Linked DNA regions of Homo sapiens: region 1 is linked to region 2. The links are chromatin contacts, found by Hi-C or POLR2A ChIA-PET in ENCODE. All regions are on one chromosome and are shown on one strand. The core of a region is the stretch at or near the end of the contact, and the rest is flanking DNA. Distances in the headings are between cores, read along the strand shown. Region 1 overlaps RIC8B (RIC8 guanine nucleotide exchange factor B). Region 2 holds the start of RIC8B (RIC8 guanine nucleotide exchange factor B).

Region 1 (5,128 bases), core at 1,414-3,913, 66 kb before region 2:
AAACAAATAAATTAACATGGCTTCAGCAATTTATCATATATTGTAATAAACTGCTTTCCAAAGTAAAAACAATTATGCAGCACATCAGTCAGAAAAAAAGCTTAGATTTAAAAATCATGCTCTGTGATGTGTGTCTGTATGTATGGCACATTTACATTCTTTGGAAGCATCTTCCCAGGGCTTCCATTTTATCAGCCTTACCTTGTCTATTCTCTTCTCCATAAAATTCAGTAAAACATGAATGGCCTCCATATTCATACCATTGTATACCATGGTATTGTTTTTCAAAACTGTTTCTTTCTCAGCTGTTTTATTACTGGGCAGTTCATCTAGAGTCGTTGCCTCTTGGGCTGTTTCTTCATGGGTTAACGGACAAATGAGAACATCCAAACAAGAGACTGGAACATTGCTTAAAAGGTTGACTGCATTGCTGAAAAGCAATTAAAAAAATACAATATTTTAACTTGATTGAATAGTCCTTTAAAATGCAAACATAATAAGAAGTTCAAAAGTGACTTTTAAGAGTCAATTAAAATATTTCTTTTCCAAAAATGAGCCATTATGGACACTTGACACTTACTATGAGATAGGAAATAAAAAACTGTTTCAAATATATGTTGTACAAATTAGAAAAAAAACAAATGTTGAATAGACAGACACAATCACATGATGTCATGTCACTTTCTGAAATGCTAAAATAGGAATTAGTGAGCTTTAATGCCAGCTCCTTAATTTTATTATGGCAACAATGCTAGCTTTGCATTTCTTCCCTGGGATTTTAAATCCTTTTGTGGATCCACTGGTGTTTTATTATTCCTTAGATTACAACATAAAGCATTTGAGAAACACTGAAAATAAGCAGCTTATCAGTAGCAACAACAATAAACCAAATATGGTAGAATTAAGTTTTATTCTTTCTAAATGTAGAAAATACAATTTAAAAATCATCCCAATTTTTGTAAGACATATGCAGAAAAAGGGAAATGGAGTTTTTTCTCTCTTTCTTATCATCAGGTCTCTAAATGAAGTTAATATAGCTATTTCTAATCTCTAGCCCCTAGGCCTTTCAGCTGTGTATTAATGAATACACGAGACTGGGATGCACACCAGTAGGGGGAACCCAAACCTTATATTTTTGGCATTCCCTAAAAACCTTGTTCTGTTGTTCAGTGTACAAAAGATTAAAATGACACTAACAATTTCAAAATTAGATATGTTCTCAACAAACATATTTTCTTCCATGAGTTATTTCATATTCTTTCATCTAAAAGGAGTGGTGGTGTTCTGGGCTAACTGGCTCTTATATGCCTGTGCCTTAGAACTTCCTGATCAACAATGGAAAGACAGGCATTTTATTTCCTAGTGACAGAGAAGCAGATCTAAAAATAACCACATCCTGACTAAAAATAAACTCCTGCAAATGCAATTTAAAAGTCCAACCACTTGGAAACCAAATTTAGAGCTTAATCTATCTGATACTATCTTAATTTAGACCAGTAGCTCCTTCTACTTTAGATTATAGTGACACCCTAAAAAATAAAGCAAAACAAACAGAAAAACAAAGAAATAGAAATACAAAAATTTTTCTTTCCTCTACCCTGAATTGTGCTCCACTTCCCCAAGAATGAATATTTCCTTTCTTTTTATATTATGGAAAAATAAAAACCAGTAACAAGTCAGTTGAAAAGTTAGACAATGCAGAACAGAAAGTGGTAATGTATAGGGCATCAAAAAAATGAATCAAGAGCAAAAAATAATTTAACAAGTCATATGAATAAATGGTTCCTAGTAAAATACAAGTTATTTGATTGCCCTCACTAAAACCAAATACTGCTGCTGCTACTGGTGTTATGCACAAAATCTCTATATTTGGTTATTGGTAAATAATCAAAGGTGGCTGAAATATAAGCTTTCCCCAAAACTTTCTCTTAAAACTTTTTTTTGCAAATATCTGTAGTTTATCTTATCTATAGTTCAGAACGTTTTGCTTCTATCTTAAGCACTTAGAAATTGTTACTAAATAATACCATAGATTCATTGAGAATAAAAGGGGGGAAATAACTCTACCTTAGAATTATTTTCAAAAACTGTATACAAGCCATTCTGAAATGTTATGATTTTTTCCCTAAACATCAGGCAATAGGCTCTTAAATACACTGACCGTATGATGCTCTGAACCTACCAGAGACCAGATTGAAAAGTTTCAGATGGGTCATTTCATTACAAAGGAATGTTTCCCCTTTAAATTCGTTTAAAGTAAGCAGTTTCCAGGAATTCAGTAAATTTAAGAAACCAAATGTAGAGTTTGATTCAACAAATATTTGGAGGTTTTAGGCTTTTCAAGAAAAGTTCCCATTTTCTTATTTCTTATTTAACAACTTGGTTTCCAAACAACTACAAAATTAATTTTTCTGGCTCACTGTGTTTGAGCTATTCTTTTTAAGTAAGGAAGGCCAGCTTTTTGAGCTCTGTCACTTCTCTGACAGTTTTATTTGTGGTAGAAGAGTGTATGAAATTCTCCAGCTACCAGGAAGTCAGTGACTATGCACAGATCTGCACAATAGTGTTTGCATTCCTACTCCAGGGGGTAGAAATACTGTGTATATTACACTCCCCTTTTCAGCTTCCTAGAGATCATTAATCACTGAGACATGACATCCTCCCGCTCATGCTCCCAGCCCCCTCCTGATATGCAGATTCAAAAGCAAGACCTATTTAGAACTCCTTAATGCCCTGATTAAAGCCTTGTCAGTTGTGGGAGAGGAAAGGCAATCTAAAATCTAGTCCTCTGTGAATCGCTGGACAAAAACATGAAATTACACTGAAGAACATGATATGGCACACGTAGATCCATAGCTGTTAATAAATCTTGCTGGTCAAATGTATCTTCTTTATATTTGGGGCTTACATATCTTTTTTCAAGGCTGTAAAGTCTATGTAAACGAATCTTAAAATCTCCAAAAGATTTTCCTTTTGCCCTCTTTATTCATTAAAAAAAATTGTTTTTGAGATAGAGTCTCTTGCCCAGGCCAGAGTGCAGTGGCATGATCATGGCTCACTGCAGCCTTGACTTCCCGGGCTCAAATGATCCTCCCACCTCAGCCTCCTGAGTAGCTGGGACCACACGCACACGCCACCATGCCCCTTGCTAATTTTTTAATTTTTAGTAGAGACAAGGTCTCACTATGCTCCCCAAGCTGGTCTCAAACTCCTGGGCTCAAGCAATCTTCCTGCCATGGCTTCCCAAAGTGCTGGAATTACAGGCGTGAGCCACTGCACCCAAACCCCTCAAAATCTTTGAAAAGTATTTTTTTCTTTTGTGGTAAGAGCACTTAACGTAAGACCTATTCCCTTAGCAACATTCTAAGTATACAATACAGTATTGCTAACTATAGGCTCTGCTACACAGGAGATCTCCAGACCTTATCTTGCATAACTAAAACTTTGTATCTTTTGACTGACACCTCCCCATTTACTCCTCTCCCCAGCCCCAGATAACCACTATTCTACTATCTAGTTCTACAAGCTTCACTATTTTAAACTCCTCATAAAAGTGGGATCATGGAGTATTTGTCCTGTGCCTGGTTTATTTCACTTATCATAATGCCCTCCAGATCCACCCATGTTGTTCCAAGTGATGGGATTTCCTTCTTTTTTTAAAGGCTGAATAATACTCTACTGATTCTGCTCTGTGTGTGTATACATATATACGCACATTTTATCCATTCATCTGACTGATAGACATTTAGGTTGTTTCAGTATCTTGGCTATTGTGAACAGTGCTGTAAGGACCATGTGATGAAAATGCAGATATCTCTGTGAAACAGTGATTTTATTTCCTTTGGATATACTCCCAGAAGCGTGATTGCTGAATCAAATAATTCTATTTTTCATCTTTTGAGAAAACTCCACACTGTTTTCCATAATGGCTATACTAATTTACATTCCCACCAACAGTGTAAAAAGATTTCCTTTTCTTCACATCCTTACCATCGATTATCTTTTGTTTTTTGAGGTTTTTTTTTTTTTTTTGGAATAACCCTTCTAACAAGGTATGAGGTGATACTGAGGTTTTGATTTGCATTAGTGATGTTAAGTACCTTTTCATGTACCTGTTGTCTGTTTGCATGTCTTCGTTGGTTAAATGTCTATTCAGGTTCTTTGCCCATTTTAAAATCAGGTTTTTTTTTTGGCTATTAAGAGTTTTTTAATAGGTTTTAGATATTAACCTCTTGAGGTATATGGATTGAAAATACTTTCTCCCATTTCTTAAGCTGCCTTTTCATTTTGTTGACTGTTTCCTTTGCTGTGCAGAAGTTTTCTAGTTTCATGTAATTCTACTTGTCTATATTTGCTTTTGTTGCCTGTGCTTTTGGTGTCATACCCAAGAAATCATTGCCAAGACCAATGTCCGTAAGCTTTTTCTCTCACGTCTCCTGCTCCTGCTCCTCCTGCTCCTCCTCCCTCTTTTTTTTTTTTTTTTGACAGGGTATTGTTCTGTTGCTTAGGTTAGAATGCAGTAGTGTGATCACAGCTCATTACAGCCTCAACCTCTCAAGTTCAAGTGATCCTCCCACCTGAGCCTCCGGAGTAGCTGAGACTACAGGTGTGTCACCATGCCTGGCTAATTTAAGTGTTCTTCTAAGAGTTTTATTGTTTTAGGTTTTACATTTAAGTCTTTAATCTATTTTGAGTTGATTTTTGTGTATGATGTGAGATAAGGATTCAATTTCATTCTTTTAGTGAAATCCAGTCTTCCCAAAACCATTTATTGAAGAGACTATTTTTTTCCCCATTGTGTATTCTTGGCACCCTTGTTGAAGATAACTATATATGCATGAGTTTATTTCTGGACTCTTTCTTTTGTTCTTTTGGTCAATATGTCTGTTTTATGCCAATACAAAAACTGTTTTGATGACAAAGTTTATGGCCTTGATTATGGTAATACCTCTCAGGTATTTACTTAGAATTCCAAACTCATCAAGTTGTATACATTAACTATGTACAGCTTTTTGTGTATCAACCAAACCACAATAAAACCATCTGAAATGATTCAGGCAACGAAAAGAACGATCCCCGACCAGGTGTGGTGCTCACGCCTGTAATCTCAGCACTTCAGGAGGCTGAG
Region 2 (4,775 bases), core at 1,053-3,552:
TGGGAGGGTCGGTGGGGGGGAGGAGATGGAGGCTGCAGTGAGCCGTGATTGCACCAGTGCACTCCAGCCTGGGTGACAGATACAGACCCTGTCTCCAAAAAAGAAGGGAGCGCTTTCTTCTGAAAGAGCTAACTGACCCAGTTCACATCTAGTCAGAGCACTCTCAGGCTTGATCCCAAAATTACAAGGGTTTGGGAATCTTTTGAAACACTTCAGATACCACCTTAAGCAAGACACACCATGCAAAACAACCTTAAAAACATTCCCAATACAAAAGGGGAGCTGGAGATGTTCAGGATTTAAGCTCTGACAGCACCTGGCCAGGAGTGGTAAGTAGATACCAATCTGGAGGGAGACCAATGAGAAGAGATAAATTGGAGGAAGCAAATCTGGAGTCTAATTAGTTTAGCCATAAAGGGAAGGAGAAATATTAAAGAACGTGATTATATCCAGTTGAAGGTTTTTCCTCCTTCCTCCCCTACAGAAACAAATTCCTATTTATTGCTGGGTATCTGGCATATAGTAAGTGCTAAATAAACATTAGTTGATTCAACAAATGGCCAAGTTCTCTTTGCATTTCTTGCTTCTGAAAATCAGTTTGAAGCTGCCTTATATCTTTTCTGGAAAGCAGTAATAAATCGGGTTAAATCATAATCTCCACAATATGTACAACTATGCATTGAATGAGTTATTCCTAAATTAGGCAGACATGTTCAACAATAAAGTGTATCAGAAAGTGAAGGAGCTAAGATATGAATAGATAGAACCTATGAATCTTCCCAAGGAAAGCAACACAGTACGGCAGAAAGAGCGCTCGCTGGACTTGGAGTTGGACAACGTAAATTCAAATCTCAGCTCTATCTCTCAGTGGCTGTGTGGACTTGGGACCACATTATCATTCTAAATTTTATCATTTGTGAATTGGGGAATACCATCACTCTCCTCCCAGGGTTGTTGGGAAGATTAAACGGGAATTCAGCCACCAGTATGCCATTTCTGCCCCGGGTGGAAAAGATTCAAAAATAAGACACCAATTGTCAGTAATACAAAGTGGATGGATGCAGTGGTGGACACAAAGCAAACACTGAAGGGGAGACGATGTACGGGGGCAAAAGAAAGAAAAACATTAACAGCTAGGTTGTGACTTGGTGTTGGGTGTGTTTTCACAGAAGGGAGTCGCCAGTCATTCCTATAAAGCAGTCTTCTAAACCAAAGGATAAAGGTGTGGTAGGCTATCTTTTGAAGTGAGCATGTAAAATTCCTGGAAGGAAAAGTAATGAAGAGCTAACGGTTCTTGGAAAGAGGTTCTGAGAAGTGACTGGGATTTATAACAAGATACTCTTTTACGCAGAGTTGTGAAGTGGAAAGAACTAAACTGGAATACCAGCTCCAAGTATGACCTTGGGCAAGTTACTTAACCAATCTAGAGTCTCAATTGCAAAATGCAGATAATACCTCACAGGATTGCTGTAAGATTAAATAAGATAATGGATAGGAAAGCTGTTAATGCGATACAAATAACAGGTATCATTAGGAGTTACATTCTCCACCCACTTACAACATTATATGTCCATGACCTTGGGCGTGATTTCAGCTCTTTGCACCTCGGTTTCCTCATCTATAAAATGGGGAGGATGATACCATCTACCCTATAAACACTCTGAGGATCAAAGGAGACCATAGATGAGACATCAATGCCTTGAAAACCGTACAGTGCTAAACGTATAGAAACTGCCATCGTTGCTGATACATTTGATGCATGTCAAGGGCCGTGTTTATGCAGGGAAGCACGTATTTTTATGCTATACAGGTGAGGAAGCCTCTCATGCATTTATGCATCCAGGAGTGGGGCACGGGGCACAGATGCACATCTACGGATTCCGGGGGTGTGACTTGCACGCTTGAGAGGAGGACCGGAGGTCAAGCTGCTGGGCCAGGAATCAGAGGAGTGGGCGCTACAGTGGGGGTAGTGGGATGCAGGATGCATGGATGGAAAAGGCTGGGGGCACAAACACGCATGCCCAAGCCGGAAACGTTTTCGGGGGAGAGCAATGCGCATCCCCGGAATGAGGGGGGTGGGGAAGGATGCGATGTGCAAGCACGGAGGGCGGCCCGGGGGTGCGATACCGCACGCCCGGGGCCAGGACTCTTTACCTTGTCGCTGTAATCCCTCAGGACCCGCTCGATAGCCCCTGCTTCGCCGGCCCGGACGATGTAGAGGGCGCGCTCCTCATCCATGGCCGCAGGTGCGGGGGAGCCGCGGCCGCTCTGCGCGCCCAAGCCGCTGCCTCCAGGTAAACGCCTCGCGCCCCCGCTCGCTCCTTCCCAGCTTCCTTCCTTCCCTCTTTCCCTCCCTCCGTCCTGCCTCCAACCCGCCAGCCTCCGCCCGGGCCGGCCCGACGTCACCGCCCCTCAACTTTCACCCCGCGACGTCACCGCTCCCCCAGCAACCGGCGCCTCACGGCCGCCCCTGACAAGGCCCAGGACTCGGTCGAGGCCTGGCTAGCGGACCGAGGCGGAGTCAGGCCCAAGGCCCTGCTTGCTCTCCTGCCTCTCCCTCCCTCGGAGAACTGTCCAGTCTTTTAAGGGGGCTTTCACAGACTGAACCGTTCTTCTTTCCTGACCCTCCTCTATGAATCATTCTCAAAGGACTAGAGCAACCCGGCTCTTCCCCGCCCATCTATGAACCAGCCGCTAAATGGACTGCAATTCCCTGCATGCAATGGGGCTATCCCGCTCTTCCATCTAATTTACTGGCGTGCCGAATGGCATGCTGGGATTGGTAGTCATCCAGCCGGAAAGAATTCCCGCCAAGGGCATGCTGGGAACTGTGGTACCGCGAGGGCCGGAAACGGGAGTCTGGCGGCCGCCTGAGGCCAGCGGCGGGGAGACCGTTAGAGGGAGGGTCTAAGCGTCTGCTTCGGTTTTGTTCGTTATGTCGCTGACTGTCCTGCTTCAGTCTCGGCTGGCTGGGCTGGCTGGACTGGCCGACGGTCGCGGAAACTGCCATCCCTTGGTGGGAACTGTCAAGCACGGTTTAATTCCCTTTTCTCATTTAGCGGTTTCGGTCTCGGGAATTCCTTCCACCCTTATTTGCGTTCTTGTTATGTACTCAGCTACAGTAATGTGGGAAATAATTGAAGGCAGTTATCTGGATAAAAGAGGACTCGGCGATTTTCTGCCTTAATACTAATCTCTAGCATGCATCTCGTGCCACCGGGGCTCCAGACTCTCTTAGGTAATTTCCCTATATCCTCTAATTCTCCCAACACAAATTTTTGTGGAAATAAAAAGGAACCCGAATAGTTTCAGTAATTTATCCTAAGTCACACGGCCAGAGAATGGGAAAGTCGAGGTTTGAAACCAGGCCTTTCCCCCCGAAGCGGCCGCTCTACGACCTCCGGGAACTGTAATAATACCGATACAGTAGCGGTGGTGGTGATGACAAAGATTCCCATTGCCCCGGTGGTAATTACGTGTCAGGCACTCTGTTAATACTTCACCTGTGTTAGCTCAATCAATTTCATACACATTCATTCAACAAATATTTGAGAGCCTGTGCTGTGCCCAGGTGCTGTTAAATGCAGTGTGGATACAGTGGGCCCAAAGTAAAGTCCCTGCCTTCATGGAGCTTCCATTCTAGTGAGCACCCATATGAGTTATTCTCATTTTAAGATGAGGAAACTGAGTCTTGGAGAGGTTAGTTGGTTAATTTATCAAAATTGCAGATTTTTGGAAACTGAATTTGAACTCAGAGCCTGTGCTCTTTCTGCTCTCCCAAGCTTTTTTTTGATGGAAAGTGGATGAATTCTCCAAGTAATTTCAAGTTTTCCATTCCAAGCAGCCTTTACCCATAATCATCCTTGATGTCTCCCCTACCAGTCTCTCCCTCTTGAGCTGTGCTGAAGAGGAACTAGAGGGGGCAAAAGTTTATTTATCTAATGATTGAATTTCTTCTATGCTGTGGTAGATATTCTGCTAGATACTGGGAATTCGGAAATAAGAACGAACATGGGACCTGAGTTTATGGAGCTTTTGGTCTTTCTGTATATTATACTTTCCATGCAGCAAACATTTATTGAGCATATTTGAGTCAGGCATTGGGGTAGGTGCTCTGTAATAAATTAAGTCAGAAAGATTTTAATCCATCTCTCCAAAAAGCACATTTTAGTAAGGTCATGGAATAGTTAGCTAATTTTCTAAGCTAATAGTAACATCTTGCAATTGTTTTTAACAGTTTACAGAACTTTTTAATACTTCTAATCTCAATGGATCATTGGGGAAGGTATTGTTCCCACTTTATAGATAAGAAAACAGGGTCAGATGAGTTAAGTAACAAGAACTGGGACAAAAACTGAGAGCTGTTAACAAAGTATTTGGGTGCCTGCTCTGTGTCCAGTACAGAATTAAGTGCTTTGGGGGTATCCATATATTTATTTTTGGAGCAAGGGTCTCCCAGAGACGATATTAAACGAGCACAAAGTATCTTATTTCCGTAGAGATGTTTCTCTTTAGAATTCTTTTAGAAGGTCTCTGACATTTCAGACACATGTCTTTGAAATGTCTGTTTGCCAGAAATAGGCTATGTTTTTAGTCTCCAACTCTGTACTTCTAAAAAGAGATTTAAAAAATGTAAAACGAGATGAATTAATGACTTGGGAAGTTGTACTTTAGTAATTTTAATTAAATGTTCATATTCTGATTTTGTAACTCAAAGGGATCTTTGACTCTAATTCAAGTCATCTTTTGACCACTGACGAGACTCTGGTTCCAGA

The links. A loop is a pair of places that touch in the nucleus more often than their neighbours do. ChIA-PET counts read pairs that join two places held with the same protein, here RNA polymerase II (POLR2A). Pooled maps may share reads with other maps.
Region 1: a map of heart right ventricle shows a loop between it and region 2 (12-fold over the local background). The contact joins the enhancer-like site here to the promoter of RIC8B in region 2. A Hi-C loop is called at or near these places in 17 of 168 maps with a recorded cell type or tissue (Calu3, K562, PC-3 and 9 more) and 26 of 50 pooled maps. POLR2A ChIA-PET finds 5 or more read pairs at or near these places in 3 of 52 experiments (HEK293T, OCI-LY7 and naive thymus-derived CD4-positive, alpha-beta T cell).

The regions. Positions count from the first base shown.
Region 1 is chr12:106,837,891-106,843,018 of GRCh38, reverse strand. RIC8B (RIC8 guanine nucleotide exchange factor B) reads right to left here. Exons shown (of 10, transcript NM_001330145.2): 5 at 202-430. Among named protein-coding and RNA genes, the nearest start is that of RIC8B, 66 kb to the right of the region's middle. Within about 2 kb of position 2,663, at least 7 of the 41 ENCODE cell types and tissues checked have a DNase peak (open chromatin) inside an H3K27ac peak, as active enhancers do; they include endothelial cell of umbilical vein and heart right ventricle, where a contact is called at or near this core.
Region 2 is chr12:106,772,209-106,776,983 of GRCh38, reverse strand. It overlaps RIC8B (RIC8 guanine nucleotide exchange factor B), which reads right to left and starts at 2,302. Exons shown (of 10, transcript NM_001330145.2): 1 at 2,155-2,302. The coding sequence starts at 2,238. LOC100287944 (a long non-coding RNA gene) reads left to right here and starts at 2,153. Exons shown (of 4, transcript NR_040246.1): 1 at 2,153-2,294. RefSeq lists enhancers at 1,782-1,831, 2,602-3,153 and a silencer at 2,162-2,391.